2 separate regions of the Homo sapiens genome follow, and region 2 is linked to region 1. A link is an interaction called in ENCODE POLR2A ChIA-PET data of the cell type or tissue named here. Cell type or tissue: PC-9. All regions are shown on one strand. Each heading gives the region's core, and the rest is flanking DNA. Links, peaks and the distances in the headings are about the cores only. Region 1 has its middle 47 kb from the start of BANF2. Region 2 overlaps RRBP1 (ribosome binding protein 1).

Region 1 (9,263 bases), core at 2,268-6,267:
GACTCTGCAGGCAGCAAGCGACTGTCCCACCAGCCTTTTAGTTACAATGCGGATGTCCCTTTCCGTCTTTTACAGCCACACGTTAAGATTTTTAACAATGAAGACCATATTTCTAAATGCAAATTAAAACTGAAAAATGTGGGTATGGTGGCACACACCTATAATCCCGGCTGCTCCGGAGGCTGAGGCGGAAGGATCACTTGAGCCCAGGAGTTTGAAGCTGCAGTGAGCCATGATTGCATCACTGAGCCTGGGGTCACAGAGCAAGACTCTGCCTCTAAAAAAATTAAAATTTAACTTTAAAAATCCTGAAAAATTTAATGCTACTACACCTCCCCCAGAATTGATAAGACTAAAAAGACTGACCCACCCAGTGTCGATAAGGATTTGGGGCAAGCAGACTTCCCGTACATGGCTGGCAGGAGTATAAATTGGTCCAACCATGTTGGGCATCTGTTTGGCAGTGTCCAATGAAATTAACATACATATGCTTTGTTACTCAGCAATCCCACTTTGAAGTACACCCAAGAGAAACGAGAGCATGTGTTTACCAAAAGACACGTACAAGAATATGCTTAGCAGCACTATCTGTCATAGCCAATGAGTAGTCTATTCATACAATGGAATACTATACAGCCACGAGAAAGAATGAATTATTACTGCACACAATATCATGGATGAATCACACCAACATAACATGGAAAGGAGCCAGACACAGAACTGCACATATTTTACACATCCATTTATATAAAGTTCATAAATAGACTAAACGCTCTCTGCTGCTAGATGTCAGCTGTGGGAAAGTGGACCCGTCTGAGACGGGGCCCGAGGGGCCTGCCAGTAATGTCCTGTTCTTTACCTGGGTGGTAGTTAAGTGGCTGTGGTCACTTCTGAAAATTCATCACACTGTTCGCCAATAATTTGTGCATCTTTCTGTGGGTATTACACTTCAACAGAGTTTTGTAAGAGACCATATTCCATAACTCAGTCACTCAAATGGATCTTCAGAAGACTTGTTGAGAATGGATCAAATGGGTCGTCACCATGTTGAGAATAGTATAGAGAACCACTTGGGGCTCTAGTGGCCATTCCAAAGGAGGAATTCCAGAATGTTCTGAGCCAGGAGTGGGTAACCTCAGTAGTGGCTGGGCCCCCAGGGGCCTGGGTGGACAACATCCTTATGGGGAGTGAGAGAGAAGCCCTTTGGTCTAAGGAGGGGCCTGCTTGCCTGTGGGTGACCCCGAGCAGCTCTGATTTTGCTTCCTTTGCTGAGGGCCCAACCCTGAGGCCATTAATTATGGGGCATTGTTTGTCCATTGACTTATGGACACTTTAAAAACATAACTGTATTAGGTTTGGGAATTTTGATCCTGTGCCTGCCCTGGAAGCCTAAGGAGACTGGCCGGAAGTGTTACACAATGGGGAGGTTCCCGAGAGGTCCCCGCGGCTTTGCCGGACTCAGCCAGCCAAGGGATTTCCCTGCTTCCCGTGGGTTCTTCCTCTCCCGCCCCATCGCTTGGGTCACATTGTGGCTGTTCAGGAAACTGCCTGCTTTCAGGAGCACCAGGGGGCTGCCGTCCTTGTTTGGGCATGAGAGTTTGATCCCTGGCAGGTCCTGGTGAGGTCACAGCACCTGAGTCTGTCCCATGGGCAGTCAGGGTCTGGAAGTTGGGTGGGCCACTGGGGGTCCCTGGAGGGCTCCACCCTGTGTGAGCCCTGGGAAGCTTTGCACGCCTCCCAGAAACAAACCTTTGCTCACCCCAGTCACGAGCGAATTTTTCTCTCAGGGTCAACCTCTTCCAGGTTTCACCACAAGGCAGAACAAACAACCCTTGAGGCAGTTGTCTTTCTAGTTTGCTCCAGAGCTGAGTCAAGAAGGAACAGCTGACGGGGACTTAGTAGAACACCAGAGCTCCCACTGATGGCCGGGGAAGAGGGTCGGATGGCTGGGCAGTAGAGGCCCCCAGCTCTCAGTGCTGGCCATTGGCTTGATTCAACACTTACTTATTGCATGCCTACTCATACTAGGCACAGGGCCAGGCCCTAGTGATTAATTTGAATGGGTTGACATAATAAAATAAGTACATTTTAAAATTATATTAGAAGATGATAAGGGCTACTGTGAAGAAAAAACATTTTATAAAGCTGGTAGAGGAGATAGGGGCGGTGTTTTTAATGAGAGGGCCTCCTGCGAAAGTGTAAGCAGAGTCTTAAAGGGTGAGTGAGCTGGGTGGAGGCTGGGGAAGGCTGCTCCAGGCACAGGAGGAGCCGTGCAGAGGCTGGGAGGCCTCTCTGCCAACAAGCGGCTCTGGTGTGTTTAAGGACCAACAAGGGGCCGGTATGGCCAGGGTGGAGAGGAGATGAGAGAAGGAATAGGTCCAGATTGTGCAGGGTCTTCCAGACCATCTTAAGAAATTTGGTTTTACTCTGAGATGGGGTAGGATGTCATCAGACTAACATGAAGCCAGTCCCCAGGTTGGTGACTAGAAAAACCAGCTGCAGTAAGAATCAAAAGTCTTAAAAATGTTTCTGCCTTCTTATTCAGTTAAATGCATTCTTAGGCATCTTCCTTAAAAGAAGAATGGAAAATATTGCAAAGATTTCTGTTTTAGAATTCACTCATTCATTTTTTAAAAAATACGTATATAGCTGCTCATAAAAGCTTTGATTGTAATGGTGAAAAAACTGAAAGCCAAAAAGTCAAAAAGAGAAGGCACAAATCAACACATTATTGGACACAAATTTGATGGATTGTTATACACATAGCCGTTAAAAACCATTTTTCAGGCTGGGTGAGGTGGCTCACGCCTGTAATCCCAGTACTTTGGGAGGCCAAGGTGGGCAGAACATCTGAGGTCAGGAGTTCGAGACCAGCCTGGCCAACATGGTGAAACCCCGTCTATACTAAAAATACAAAAATAAGCCTGGTGTGGTGGTGTGCGCCTGAAGTCCCAGCTACTCGGGAAGCTGGGGCAGGAGAATCACTTGAACCTGGGAGGCAGAAGTTGCAGTGAGCCGAGATAGGGCCACTGCACTCCAGCCTGGGCGACAGAGCGAGACTCCATCTTAAAAAAAAAAAAAAAAAAAAAAAAAACAGCCATTTTTCCAAAAAGATTTAATGATGAGGGAAAATGTTTAAAGCATACAAATGAAAGAAACAGGATAACTTATGTTTGATAAGATCATTTTTAAAATTTTAAAATTTTATTTATTTATTAAATTATTTTTTTGAGACGTCTCTCTGTCCCCCAGGCTGGAGTGCAGTGGCGTGATCTTGGCTCACTGCATCATCTGCCTCCTGGGTTCAAGCGATTCTTCTGCCTCAGCCTCCTAAGTAGCTCGAATTACAGGCATGCGCCACCATGCCCAGCTAAATTTTTTTGCATTTTTTAGTAGAGACAGGATTTCACCATGTTAGCCAGGCTGGTCTCGAACTCCTAGCTTCAGGTGATCTGCCCGCCTTGGCCTCCCAAGTGTTGAGATTACAGGCATGAGCCACTGCGCCCAGCCTCTCAATTTGCTTTTGAAAATATACAGCATACATGTGACATTGATTTGCCTTGAAAACATGATGCTAAGTGAAAGAAGCCAGTCACAAAAGACTACACAGCATGTGATTCTATTTACATGAAAGGTCCAGAACAGGCAAATCCATAGAAACACAAAGTCCATTTGTGATCGCCAGGGGCTGGGTTGGGCTGGGGGAGGGGAGCAACTGCTAGGGGGATACCTTTTTGGGGTGATGAAAATATTCTAAAATCAAATAGTGGCGAGAGTTGTATCAACTCTGTGAATATACTGAAAACCACCAAGTTGTACACTTTAAAAGAACAAATTTTATGGTATACAAATTTTATTGAAATAAAGCTATTATTTAAAAATGTACCTATAGGCAATTGAAAAAAGACTGGAAAGAAATCCGATAAAATATTAGATGATAGGGTTTATTTCCTAACTTATTCATTTTCTTCTATACATTCCCCTATATTTTCCAAAGTTTTCACAATGTAAATCCACGATTTATTCATCGTACCCACGCACATTGGTTAAGAAACTCAGTCATTGTAAATCTGTAAAAAGACAAAAAAGGGGCAAACATTGCCTATAACAGAGCCTTCTCGGGGACTTCCTGTGACTCTCACCCCCACTCCCAAGATAGGTTCACATGGTAGTGATTTGTGATGTTCACCCCAATTTTCCATTCTCTCCTCTCCCAGCAGACAGCACTACCTGGTCCCCTTGGGGCTGGGTGGGGCCATGTGACTGGTGCTGACCAGCCGTTTGTTAGTGAAAGTGACATGTCACTTCTGAGCCAGAGCATTTAATGGCTAGTGTGAGACACTTCTTTCTGCTGAAGTATCCTGCATACATTCAAGATGAGGTTGCTGTGTCAGCTCAGGTTGTGGAGACAGGACAACACAGAGCTGTCCCAGCAGACCTGAGATGGGCACGGAATGGGCATGAGATAGACAGCTTTGCTGTCCTAAGCCACTGAGCTCCTGGGGGTGGTTGTTGCTATCACAGCACAGCGTAGCCTGCACTGACTCATGCACACAGACGGTGAGGTCTGAGGAGCTGCCACCAATGTTAGTCATCTGCAGCTGCTGTCCAAAGTAAAATATATCAATAACTGCATGTTCCATTGCTGCACAGCACCTCACTTCCTTTGCTTTTTTTTGTTGTTGTTTTGTTTTGTTTTGAGATGGAGTCTTGCTCTGTCACCCAGGCTGGAGTGTGGTGGTGTGATCTTGGCTCACTGCAACCTCTTCCTCCTGGGTTCAAGCAATTCTCCTGCCTCAGCCTCCTGAATAGCTGGGATCACGGGCACGCCCCACCATGCCTGGCTAATTTTTGTCTTTTTGGTAGAGATGGGGTTTCACCATGTTGGCCAGGCTGGTCTCGAACTCCTGACCTTGTGATCTACCCACCTCAGCCTCTCAAAATGCTGGGATTACAGGTGTGAGCCACCGGACTCGGCCACCTCACCTCCTTTTCTATTTAAAATGCCTTCATGTCTACTTTTGAGCTTTCTTCAAAACAAAGCTAGGAGGTAAGAAAATCAGTTACTTTTCTCATTTAACAGTCCAAGAAACAGCAACTCAGACAAACTAAGTGTTTTGTCATTGGCCCCCCACCCACTTAATGGCATTATCCGGCCCTCTAACTCTCTGCCCAGTGCCCTGGCTACAGTGGCTTCTCAATCTGGTCCAAGAAGAATCAATCACCAGGCCAAGCACTAAAGCAGCATAGTTTGTGCAGTTAAAGATTATCCTTAAAATAAAACAGAGACTTTACTATCAAGGGGGCACCAGTGCACAGCTTTGAAGAATCTGCTAGAAACAGGCACAAAGAAATGAGTCAAGAAAGAAAGACAGCCACCCTGCATTTCGCCAAGGTGACCTTGGCCTTGGAAAAGTAACCAGAGAATTAAAATTGGAAGGTGTAAGGAGATCCAAAAATCTCCAAGACAGAGAAATGTAGGAGGCGCTGTCTTCGGCTTAGAAAGAGAGCTCCTGATGCGAGACAGCGACACAGAGGGAGAAGGATGGGTGTGAGCCCACAGAATGCTGTCCCAGGACCTCGTCCCCCTGCTCTCTACAGCTCTAATGCTTTGTGTTCCAAAATGGAAATGTCTGTCTTGCTTTTTTCTGATTTGTAAAAGTAATACTTAGTGCAAAAATTTAAATGCTGGACTACTGCATAGAGTGGAGCGTGAAAGGGCCTTTTAATCACATCCCTCAAGGATAACCACTGCTGGCAGTTCAGCATCTCTCTTTCCACAGTTTTTTCTATGCATGTATCATAGAATAGCCAGGATCTATGCTATGGATAATGGATCTCTATCTATCTATCCATCATCCAATCCATCTATATCTATCATCTATCTATCTATCTATCTATCTATCTATCTATCTATCTATCTAATCTATCATCTATCTACTTGGCTAATCTATATTGTTTATCCTATACTGTTATAGTATATATATATATGTCTATATTGTTATACCTTCTCTTTATAAAAATGTATCCACCTTTCCACTGTCCTAGACAACTAGCTCACACTTCATCTTTACTCCCCATTCTCATTCATAGCCTGCCATCTTGCTTCCTGTTGCACTGAGAAAACAGAAGCCACCAGAAGAGAAATTCCTTAAACTCCCACTACCACAACACCTTCTTCTCTGCATCAGGGCTGCCTGCTCTGCCTTCCCTCCTATGGCCCACTGTGGGTGTCCTCCTAGCCAAGGCCAGTCTTTCCTTCTGTTTGGATCCCAAACCTATTGTCTACTCAAGGACACGCTGCAGCAGCTCTTCCCTCTCTCTCCCGTATCCCCAAAGTTCCCCCCTCATTCCCCCTGCCCCCACCCCGGGATCTTTTGCAGAGCATCCAAAAACACTGTCCTTCATCGATTCTTAGTTCTCCCCTCATCTGACCCATCGGTAGCATTTGACACAGTTGCTCACTCCCTCCTCCTGGAAACACCTTCTTCGCACGGCATTTAGGAACCCCCGCTCCTCCTCGGTCATCTCTCTGCCTTCTAAACATTGGTATGTGCAGGGCTCAGGCCTTGACCTCTACTTTTTTCTTCCTACACTCACTCCAGGGGCCCTACCTTCAAAATAGATGCAGAATCTGATCACTTTCACCAGGACATCACTCTCATCCTGGCCTAACCCACCCTCACCTCTGCCCTGGGTTCATGCTGTAGCCTCCTAACTGGTCTCTCTTCTCATGCTTGCTCCTCCAGAGTGTTCTAAACACCATAGAGTGATACTTCAAAAATGTGTGTCTGACCTTGTGGCCCTCCAGTGGATTTCAGGCTCAGCTGGAGTAAAAGCCAATGTCTTGTCAATGACCCTCAAGGCCCCATGCAATCTGATCCCACCCATTTTCTCTTCAACTGGTTCACTCCCCTCCTTGGGCCCATCCCACCCCAGAGCCTTCGTGTGAGCTGCTCCCTTAGCCTGGTATGGTCTTCTCCCAGCTACCCCACTGCTCTCAGCCTCACTGCTTACTTGACTGTAATTAGTCCTTGCAGTGAGGCCTTCTGTGACTACTCTACTTAAAATCCCCACTCTCCTTAGCCTTCTTGACCTCTTTCTTTGCTTTATTTTCCTCATAGCACCCATCATGAAACTAACATAGTATCATGTTGAACCATATGAAATTGCCTATATTCAGCTATTTTCCTTTTTTTGGGGGGTGGAGTTTCAGTCTTGTTGCCCAGGCTAGAGTGCAATGGCGTGATCTCGGCTCACCACAACCTCCACCTCCCGGGTTCCAGCGATTCTCATGCCTCAGCCTCCCTACTAGCTGGGATTACAGGCATGCACCACCACACCCAGCTAATTTTGTATTTTTAGTAGAGATGGGGTTTCTCCATGTTGGTCAGTCTGGTCTTGAACCCCCAACCTCAGGTGATCCGCCTGCCTTGGCCTCCCAAAATGTTGGGATTACAGGCATGAGCCACGTCACCCGGCCCTATTCAGCTACTTTCAGCCAAAAAAGTGCCAATTTCATGATTCATATTAATACTTATTTTATTTAACCCTTCTTTTCTGCCTCATCCATAGAATGTCAGCTCCTAAGGAATGATGGTTTTTGTCTGTCCTGTTCTCTGTTGTACCTAGAACTGTGCCAGGCACATAGTAGGTGCTCAGTAAACATTTGTAGAGTGATTCTTTTTTAGTAAACTGCTTCCCCCTTAATGCATCATGGTCCTCTTTCCATGACCATTCCAATGAGTCTTTCTCATCCCTTGTGATGCCTGTCTGTCCTTGGTCAGTGCTCCCTTCGAGATCCCAAGAGCATCTCAGAATCACCAGATCCGCTCCCCACCACCAATGGGGGCTCTGCAGACAGCAGGCACAGCTTCAGTGCCAGACAGACTTAGAGTGAAATCACCAGCCAAATCATCATGGCTGTGTTAACCTCTTTGGTTAAGTTTCTCCGCTTTTGAGACAGAGAAAACACCCCTCATCTCAGTCCTGGGAGGCTTTGGGGGTGTTAGTAAAGTATTAGCACCCCCAAAGCCTCCTGGGGCTAAAGTGAATTAACCATGGTGCGGAATAAAACATTCACATTCATGTAGAACACCAAACATTCAAAACTTATGTATCTATTTCCAGACACACTTGCTAAAGGTTTATCTCCATGAGCCAGCTTTCTTTCCGAGGTTTCCAGGAATAAATCACCCAGGCCACCTACAGCTGGTCATACCATCGATAAGTCTTGTTTCACCTTCTGAGATTCAGTCACGGTTTTGTCCTACCTCCTTCTTCTCAGAGTCGCACTTTTTAAAAGTGACTCTGTTCAGTGCTTAGCTTTTATTGCTTCCCCCACCCCATGCCCACTATAGTCGCTTGGTTTCTGCATGTGAGTGGTAGTGATCCTTCTATTATCGTATGCCTGGATACCACTCAGGGTGCTCTCTAAAAGATAAAATAGGAGGTTCTTTTTGATACCAGGAGATACTCCACACTCTAAGGCTTCACATGGGACTTGTATCAGTTAGCTCTAGCTATATAACAAAACACTCCCAAAATGTAGTGGCTTAAAACATTGGTTCGTGTGTATGAGTGTGTGGGTTAGTTAGATGGTTTTTCTGGTCTGCGCCAGGTATGGCTGATCTTGGCTGGGTTCTTTCATGGATCTGAGGTCAGCTGATGTGTTGGCTAGTCTAGAATGTCCTCGCTCACATATCTGGAGGTTGGCTAACTGCTGACACAGGCCATGGAGACAACTGGGCTATGTGTCTCCCATCCTCCAGCAAGCTGGCCCCGGCTTGTTCATATGATAGTTGCAGGGGTTCAAGAGCACAAGCAGGACCCCAGGTTGACAACTGTCACAGTGTCTCACCCGCCATATTCTTTTGGCCAAAGCAAGTTGCAAGGTTAGTCCAGCTTCAGTAATAGGGAGTTAGACTCCCAGATTCAATAGTAGGGAGTTAGACTCCACTTTTTGGCTTGAGGAGCTGAGAAGTTGGTAAAGGGTGTGGGTACAAGGAGGATTGAAGGATTGTATTTTTTAGGATCCGTTACTACAGGATCTTTCTCAGGCACGAGGAGCAGGTCTGCCATGTTCTGGGTTGTCAGCACAGATGGAATCTCTGATCCCTTCTGACAGCTGATAGCTACAGAACACGAACATTTCCCCAGCATGGCAATCCTGCCATGACTGGCTTCTCAGACTGGGCCAGCTACCAGCTCACCTGCCACTTCTTTCAGGGGGAAGTGGGAGGAAGCCTCTTGGCCCTACAGGA
Region 2 (9,263 bases), core at 4,483-8,482, 82 kb after region 1:
TGTTGGGGGCGACAACACTGGGTTTCTGGTGATAGAATAGGCTGGGTGGCCTGAACCGGTCTTCTAACTTGCTGGATGGCCTGGACAAGAGGTAAATGACATTAAAAATACCTTCTGACAAGCCTAGAATGGAATACACTGAAGCAGGTGGTGAAAGGAGTGACCCAAGAGGATAAGGACAACCCCGGGGGCCTTTGGCAAAATAGGCAAACTCTTAAGTTCTGATAGCATCTCCAGGCGCAGGGGGCAGAGATTAATGCTGGCAGCATGATAGGACACAGGCTCCCTGAGTTGGAACCACAAGGGGCCATGACACCTTCATGGAGAAGGGGAGTCAGAGGTAAGCCCATTCTCACCCTACAGGCAGGGTAGGGAGGGGCACATTCTGAGAAGTGGATATCACAAGTTGTCCCTCATGTGGATCCCATGACTTGAGTAGTGGGAAACTCCAAGCTGATTTGAAGATTCTTTATTTGAGAGTGGACCTGCACACCTAGTGTTCCTGGGTCAGTCCAGGGGCGAGCAGATCATTGAAGGACTGCACCTTTATCCTAGGCTCACCAAATCCCCAGTTGTAATTATCAAACGAAAGAGAATAGTCCATAGTTAGGAACAACTAAATGCAAAGGATGAAATAGCACTGAATGAGGACCAGCAGGAAGAGATCTCAGAAAACATAAGATAATGGACTTGTTGACATAGATTTTAAAGGCCTTACTCAAACTAAATAGGCAAGATTGAAAATACCTATGAGGAAGAGGAAACTATACAATGACCTAGCAAATTTGAAAAAGGAACCAGGAACAACTTGTAGACATGAAAAGTTCATGTCTTTATAATAAAAATCTAACAGATGGATTTACTAGCAGATTACATAAAACTGAAGAGAGTGAATGACCTGGAAAGTAGAGAAGAAGAAATATAATTTAGAGAACCACATAGATGAATAATTTGTAAGACCAATTAAGATTCAGGAAGAGTAGATGCAGAAGTGTGTCTAATTGGGGTTCCAGGAGAGGAGCGAGGACAGAGCCAGTACTTGAAAAGCTAATGACTGAGAATTTTGCGGAATGCGTAAGACACCCAACCAAAACCCAAGCCGGGTAAATAAAAATAAATCCACATATAGACATTTAGTGATACAGCAACTCAAGGGAAAAATTCAACAGTGAGAGTGAAAAGATTGTTTTAAGACAAAAACCCAAGATAGCTACTGACAGATCTTTGCTAAAGGAACTTCTCAAGGATATTCTTGGAAGGAAGGTGATGGCAAGTGGAAAAAGACATAACAAGCAATGATGAGTAAAGAAAGTGGTAAATATTTGGACAGTTCTAAATACATGTAAAAGAATAATGTTGGAGAGGCTGGAACAAGGATAAGATTAAATACATGAAAACAGTAACATCTAAGTTGGAAGGGATAATAGAATTAATTTGGGGGGGTAAAGATTTGTTTAACTTTGAATTTTGTGAGTGCTGTGTGTTACTGTTTTTTTTTTTTTAAAGGTAATTGCTAAAAAGTAGAAACAATGAAAAAAAAAAAAGAATCCTACACTACTCATTTTGATGCCAGCCAACCTTGTTACAAAACTTGACAAGAATGGTAGGAGGAAAGAAAACCATCAGTCAGATCTCATACCTGAAAAGATAAACAAAGTCCAGCAGTATGTATGACTAAATCGTTTTATCCTAGGAATTCAAACTTGGTTTAACGTTTAAAAATAAGTTTATATTCACCTTCCACACCTACGGGTTATAGGAGTAGAATAGTATGATTATCTTAATAGATACAGATAAAGTATTTGATAAAATTCAACATCTATTTATGTAAACTAGGAATAAGAAAGCAACCTCTTTATCCTGATAAAGGATGTCTGCAAAAAGGCTTTAGTAAATCTCACACTAAAGAGAGACACCTAAATCTTTCCCTTTGATATGAGAAAAACAGAATACTTGCTGTCATTCCTTCTCTTTAGCACTGTGTTGAAGGTCCTGCCCTGTGCAAAAATTCAAGAAGAATTAAGCAGACGATAGGAAATTGGGAAGAAAGAAACAAAACTGTGATTCATATGCTTATATATGTAGAATTTTTTTCTTTTTAATCGACAGATGTGTTACTAGAATTAGGCAAGTTGCTGTGGGGGAAAAATCACCCTGCTGGAATCAGTTACGTTTCCGTATACCAGCAACAAGCAGAAAACGAAACTTCAGAGCTACCATTTGTAAGAGTGTGAAAACTATGAAAAACTAAGAAGTAACTCTGAAAACGTGTAAGACTCCATGGTGTGTATTATTTCCCATCTGGAAACTTGGGTTGTTCTGTTTAGATTTGATCCTTATAATGGTATACATTAGCACATACGATGCTGATATGATATTGAGTAGACGATTGATTCATCACTTACCATATTTGATGTGGTGAGGTTTGATTTGATACAGTATAGATGACACTGACCCCTGCTTTTGGGAGACAAATGTTTACGGCAGTAAGAACTCCCTTGTGGGCTAGCACATCTTAACTGTTCATGTCCATTTTGAGACATCAGTTCTTGATTCCTACCGCATAGGCATGCTGTCTTCCTCAATAAGGTGAAGCCCGTAGGCTTCTTGGAAGTTCGCAGAAGATTTAGGTCTGTTTAAGTACCTACTTTCCAAAGACTGTTATTTGGAAAGACACCAGAAATTGTCAATTCTTTATTTTTTACCCCCCTCAGGCATAGAAATTGAATCTGAAATGGCTGATGAATAAGCAAAGGCTTATAATAGAGTACATTTCTATTTTTAGTGTTTCAACTCTTCTTTAAAATGAGTAACATTGTTTCTTTAAAATAGGGAGTCCATTATATGTATCCTCTTAGAAATGAAATAAATTTTTTCGGACTCTTTGTTACTGCATTTTCTCTTAGTTTCTTTGGGTTAAAAAAAAAATCAGAGATTGCACTTAAAATTTTAGGTCAACTGATCTGAAACCCACTTCTCCAACACTTAGAAATGTTACATAGTTAGTAAGCAGTCTTTAAAATGCATAGTAGTGCATTCACAAGGTAGGGAAAGAGATGACCAGAGTTCATAAGCCAAGGTTGCAGCGAGTGACTGGGACCTGCAGTGAGCTGACCCTGGGACAGGGGTAGGGGTGCGGTATTATCGGTCAAAGTCATCTGAGTCTTTGGCTTTAATGTCCAGGGGGAATGGGATTTTGTCTGAGACTGGGAATGGGAACTGAGCCTTCTCTCACATCCACCTGTAAGACTTGAACCCTTGAAGGGCTGTACCCTCCATGGGAGGACAGACTAGAAAGAACACCTGCCCAGTAGTCGCAAGGGGAGATGACAGGTAAGAATTTATCTGTTTTGTCCTGGGCAAGGGAGACACAGTCTCCTGATAATTTGTAAGAGGAGACCATGCCTCTTGTAAAAGTTAGTCCCTGGCTGGTCTTCCCTGAGGCCCTAGTTGAAGCAAAGATAAAACAGCTCATTAGAGGCAGGCCCACAACTCAGCCCATTAAGGTTTACCAGTGATAAAGCCCCACAAAGATATAATATCAAATCACTGTTAGAGGTAGAAAAGAAGACAATGAAAAATAGAAAAGCCAGTCAGACTTAAAAAACAAATCGAATAACGAAGGACTGATTATAGAGCTGGTGAGATTCAGCTGAAGACTGGAGTGTAGGTCTAACGAGTTATCCAAATGGTAGCACAAAGAGATTGAGGTCTAATTAGGAGCTCTACCAGGAAGGAATAGGGAGCAGGCCATTTTCGAAGAACTGTGTGGCCAAGGATTTTCCAGAATTGAAGAATAACATAACTCCTCACACTCAGCACAGTGAGTCTGAATAAGTTAAATATACACTTACAAACATTTTGCTGAATCCTTAGAACCCCAGAAATGGATCTTAAAAGTAATGAGAGATTAAAAAGATATTATAAAGGAATAACAAATAGACTGACAGTGTGTTTCTAAACATCTCATCAAGAAAATGCCGGAAGACAAGTGAAATAACATCTTCAACATGGTGAGAGAAAACTGTCAGCATGGAATTCTGTCCTCAGTTAATCCATGAAGGTGAAGTAAATTTTCTCAGGGCTTTAAGGACTGAGAAAGTTTATGAAGAAGAGATCCTTGCTGAAAGAACTACTCAAGGATGTACTTTGGCAAGACCCTAAAAAAAGGAATGAGATGCAAGTAGCAGTGATGAGCAGATGGCCAGCATTTGGGTAAACAAGCAAGTGTCAGCTATCCGGAACCAAACAACACTGACTAGTCCAGATGTGTGTGTGATGGGGGCTCATGTCATGGGGAAGGGCAGCAGACCTAAGACCTTGTAGGTGGTTTGACCACTGGGGAGGCAGCTGGAGACATTCATGAAATTCAGTCACGTATGGATGTTAGGAAGATGTGTTAGCATCACAGCTTGTAGGATGAAGCCGTAGCAGTACTTAGGGGGAAATTTATTGCCTTAAATATTTGCTGCAAGAAAAGAGAAAGGACTGAAAGTTGATAAATGGCCGTGTCAGAAAGTTAGAAAAGACAGAATAAACCAGTGGAAGATGGAGGAAGGAATAATGAATATTAATTTTATAGATTGGATCAGAAAGCCAGCAGCTGGTCCTAGAATCATCATTGAAATTGATGTTGTTAAATTGTATCGAAATTGTTAAAAATCAGCACTCTAGCCAGCCTTCCCCCTTTAAGAAAAGATCTCAGAACACTAATCCTGATGGTTTTATGGGCAAGTTCTTCCAGATCTACAAAGAACAGAAAACCCTACCTGTACACAAACTATGCCAAAGAATAGGGGAAAAGGAATGATTTTTAGCTTATTCTATGAGACTCAAGAGACCCTAATACCAAGATCAGAAAACAGTCTGAGAATCACCTCTGATTTTTCTCATTTTAAAATACACATAGAAATCTCACATAAAAATGTTAACAAACCAAATCTAGTGATGTGTTAGAAAAGAATCTCCATCAAGAAACATTTATACCATAGAAACTTTCTGTGAACTGGCATTATTAGACTGTGCATTACTGTAATTCCACATACTTCAGATTAAAGGAGAAAATGTCAACTGCAATTGGTAAAATCTAATACTCAATTATATTAAAAAGATAACTAGGAATATAAGACATGCTACTTAACCTGAGGAAAGATTTCTGCCAGAAACCTGCAGTTGGTACGACACTGGTAGTAAAACATTAGAAGTAGTAACTTGCGAATGCTACAAGGCAGCTTATTGCACAGACTCTGCTCAGCACTGCATCAGAGTTCTCAGCCAGCTCTGTTAAGCCAAGAAAAAGAAATGAGATCATATGGTTTGGAAAGCAAGAAACAATACTGTCTTTTTTTCCACAGCTTACTTTTTATTAAAAAAAATCAGAAAGAATCTACAAACTCCTAGATTTGACAAGAACATAGATGATAGCTGGGTAAATTATACATATGCAGAAATGAATTACTTTGCTGGTTGTCTGTAGCTGAGGAGTAGAAGAAGTAGTTTACAAAAGGTATTCTAACCATCAACAAAACAACGTGTAAGACTTTTATGGAGAAAATCATTAAAATCTTATAGAAGTATGGAAGAAAACTTTTTTTTTTTTTTTAAGAGACAGGGTCTTGCTATGATGCTCAGGCTGGTGTTCAACTCCAAGACTCAAGTGAACTCCTGCCTCAGCCCCCCAAGTAGCTTGGACTACAGACACGAACCACTGTGCCTGGCTTCGAAGAAAACATTTAAATCAGTGTAGTGCTCTAGCATACCATATTCATTGACAGATAGCTTCTATAGTTAGAAATATCAATCCTTCCTACGTTCATGTATAAACTCAGTGTGATTCAAATGCAAATTCCAGTAGAAATTTTGTAGGGGATGCTTAAGCTGAAAATGTGGCATTGATGCAGGGCATAAATATAACAGTGGAACAAAGTGTAGAATCTAGAAACAGATCCACTGAATGGCACAGAAATGGCCATCTGAGTCTGTGGGGGAAGGAAAAGACCAGTCAGGAAATGGTGCTGGGTAATTAAACTGATGGGGAAAGTTTTATCACTGTTTCCTGTCACATACCAAAGTAAATTCCTGGTAATTGAAAACCTGACTTTGAAATGCATTACCAAAGTCTTTTGAAGAAAATAACTTATAAACAGTAAAATGACTTCTGTCACAATGGTTATCTCCAGGAAGCGACCCTGGGTGGCTGGCTTCAGGGGTATAAAGGAGATTTTTCACTCATATGGTAGACATGTCACACTACAATTTTGTGTGACAGCATAAATTTTTAAAACCTAAAAGCATAGGAGTATGGCTAATAATTTGTGGTTCAACTATGTAATATAGGAGTGAAAATAAATAAACCCCAGCCTGGCCAATATGGTGAAACCCCGTCTCTACTAAAAACTACAAAAATTAGCTGGGCGTGGTGACACACGCCTGTAATCCCAGCTACTCGGGAGCCTGAGGCACAAGAATGGCTTGAACCTGAGAGGCAGAGGTTGCAGTGAGCCAGGATCATGCCACTGAGCTCCAGCCTGGGCAACAGAGAGAGACTTTGTCTCAAAAAAACAAAAAGAATAAACCAAAGCTATGTGTATCTATATGAATATTCTCACAAAGTTTAGTCAAAAAATGTTACCAAATAGCACCCAGAACAATGTCACTTACACAGCAATTACCAACACACAAAGTAACGGCTGTATTTTGTTGGTAGAGATAGATACATGTAATAGAAGCAAAAGCAGGTGGAAGTGGTAAGTGGCCCATTCAGGGTGTTGTCCCCCTCTAGAAGGGAGATGACATATATATACATATACACATGTGTGTGTGTCCCCCCCCCACATATATATGTATACACAGGCACATACATATATATATAAATAAATATCTAAAGTGCATATGGCAAAATGTTAGGGTTTGGTAAACCTGGGTGGTAGGCTAATGGATGTTCATATTTTTCTTTTTAGTCTTTTGTATGAGTCATTTCATAATATTTTAAAAATTAGGAGCTGTTGATTCTGATGTAGCCATGTCTGCTAGGGTCTCTGTTTTATTGTCATTCTGTTTTAGTTCTGTACCTTCCTAGCAGGTCACCTTATGCCCAGGAAATGGATCTGGGGGTTGGTTTTCTTTGTCCACCCCTACCCCACAGCTTCTCCAAGCTTCCACACACGGTCCCCCGTGGAGCTGCTGCTTAGTAATGAGACAGAGTCCTGGGAGCTGTTGAGGGTCTTTTCACAAAACCTACCAAAATCCCAGCTGCCAAATTGGACCCAACTGGCTTGGCCGGGCCATGTGAATTAGCAGATATCTTCTGTGTCTAAAGAGTTTGGGGCTTCCTCTTACTTTTGTTCCCCGAATCTTAAGAACAGAAGAAGAGCCATTCTCTCAAGATCTTAGAGGTGGGCCAGTGAGTTCAGTCTGTCCAGCCTCTGCGCAGCCTCCTACATCCTTCCCTCTTGGGGCCTTCATCTTTTTGTCTTACAGTCTGAGTATGTTAGCAATATCGTAGTCCCCCTTTATCTATGGTTTCACTCTTTGTGGTTTCAGTTACCAGCAGAAAGCTGTGGTCTGACAATATTAAATGGAAAATTTCAGAAAGAAACTCTTCCTGAGTTTTAAGTTGCATGCCATTCTGAGTAGCGTCTTGCCTGGGATGTGAACGATCCCGTGTGCAGTGGATTCACGCCGTCTGTGTTACCTGCCTGTGCGTCACTTGGTGGCCCTCTCAGCTTTCAGATCCACTGTCTGGTATCACAGTGCGTGTGTTTGAGTCACCCTTACTTTACTTAATCATGGCCCCAAAGTGCAAGAGTGGTGATGCTAGCATATGGTTATAATTGTTCTATTTTATTATTGTTAATCTCGTACTGTGGCTAATTTCTAAATTAAATTTCATCATAGGTATGTAGGTATAGGAAAAAAATAGTGTATATAGGATTCAGTATTACTGCAGTTTCAGACCCACTGGGGGTGTTGGGAAGTTTCCCAGAGGATAAGGGAGGACCACTGCAGGGAGTAAAAGTACGTATTTGACAGAAGTTTCTGGAATTGACAGAATATAGATCCCTGTGGTCAGACCCTACAAGGTATGGGTGGGCACACATCTGCCCTAACTCTGGTGCAGTGGAGGAAGCCCTAGAAGAGGTTTCTGTTGGGGGCCTCTTATCATGGTGTGGATTTCAGGAGCAAATCTCCCGGAATGCTGATTGTGAGAACCGAATTTGAGAGGCATCCCTGGCTTCATCATTTCTGTGAATCAGGGATCTCCCAGCATGATGTTTACGCCTCACTGAAGCTGACTCTGCAAAGCAGCAGAAAGGTTGTTTTTCATTTCGATTTCTTTGCTGTCCGTGGTGGTATTGCCTTAGCCTTAAATGTTTCAGTGTATTACTACTTAAGACTAGGGCTTTTCATTTTCTTGTGAAAGATTTCTTTTAAAAAATTCTAACTTGGGAATTAGTGGTGGGGATGTAATTTCTTTTTCTGCAAAAGTTGGGAAGACACATTTGTGCTGCTATAAAACATATATTTGTGTGCGTTGCAAAGGAAAAATATTCTCCCGAGTTTGTTTTTCTCGATTCTGGGTCCCAACAGAGAATATGTTTTTGTATTCTGTGTTTGCCTATGTTGAGTAAGATTAAAAGTTCATTTTCCAGCCTTGGCTTTTCTGCTGGAGTTTAGAAGTTGGAAACCACAAGGCTGCACAGAGCCCCACAGTCCTCGGCTGTGAACAGGCCCCGCTTTGTGCGTGGCTGTTCACTGTGTCACGGTCTGCAACCAGTGCCAATCGCGACTCGGTAAAGACCACCCCTCGAGCACATGGTTGTTGGGAAACGATTCGGGGTTTATGGAGCCTCAGTGAGGGTGACCCAGGCCCCTAATGTTCGTTTCTCTAGAGAAGGGGAGTGTTTTAGAGGATTTTTTATTTTTTTTTAAATAGAGATGGGGTCTCACTATGTTGCCTGGGTTGGCCTTGAACTCCAGAGCTCAAGCGATCCTCCCTCCTCAGCTTCCCAAGGTGCTAAGATCACAGGCTTGTACCACCATGCCTGGCCTTAGGATTTTTGAATGTAGTGATTATAATGTGGTGTCCATTTTGGCAGAGTTCTGAGAAATCTTGTAAGTACCCAGAGGAGTTTTGGTTGGTGGGTACCTGCCAAAAAGTGAGGGTTGACTGTACCATGTTCCAGACCTTCTTGTCCCCATCCTCCTACCCACTGAATCCATCCATGGCTGAGCAGGGTGCGATTTCCTTTTTAACACCCAGC

What was found. ChIA-PET counts read pairs that join two places held together with the same protein. Peaks named below come from ENCODE experiments on the same cell type or tissue, not always from the same donor. Only the 100,000 strongest peaks of a DNase experiment are listed, where the experiment ranks them.
Region 2: POLR2A ChIA-PET joins it to region 1 with 6 read pairs; 6 of 35 experiments call an interaction of 5 or more read pairs at or near these places.

What each region holds. Positions count from the first base shown.
Region 1 is chr20:17,742,801-17,752,063 of GRCh38, reverse strand. No RefSeq gene overlaps it. Among named protein-coding and RNA genes, the nearest start is that of BANF2, 47 kb to the right of the region's middle. RefSeq lists an enhancer at 966-1,518. In PC-9, for the core only: no CTCF peak of the experiment used is centred there; a DNase peak (open chromatin) is centred at 4,563.
Region 2 is chr20:17,662,681-17,671,943 of GRCh38, reverse strand. All of the region lies in intron 2 of RRBP1 (ribosome binding protein 1), which reads left to right. Among named protein-coding and RNA genes, the nearest start is that of RRBP1, 15 kb to the left of the region's middle. In PC-9, for the core only: no CTCF peak of the experiment used is centred there; no DNase peak of the experiment used is centred there.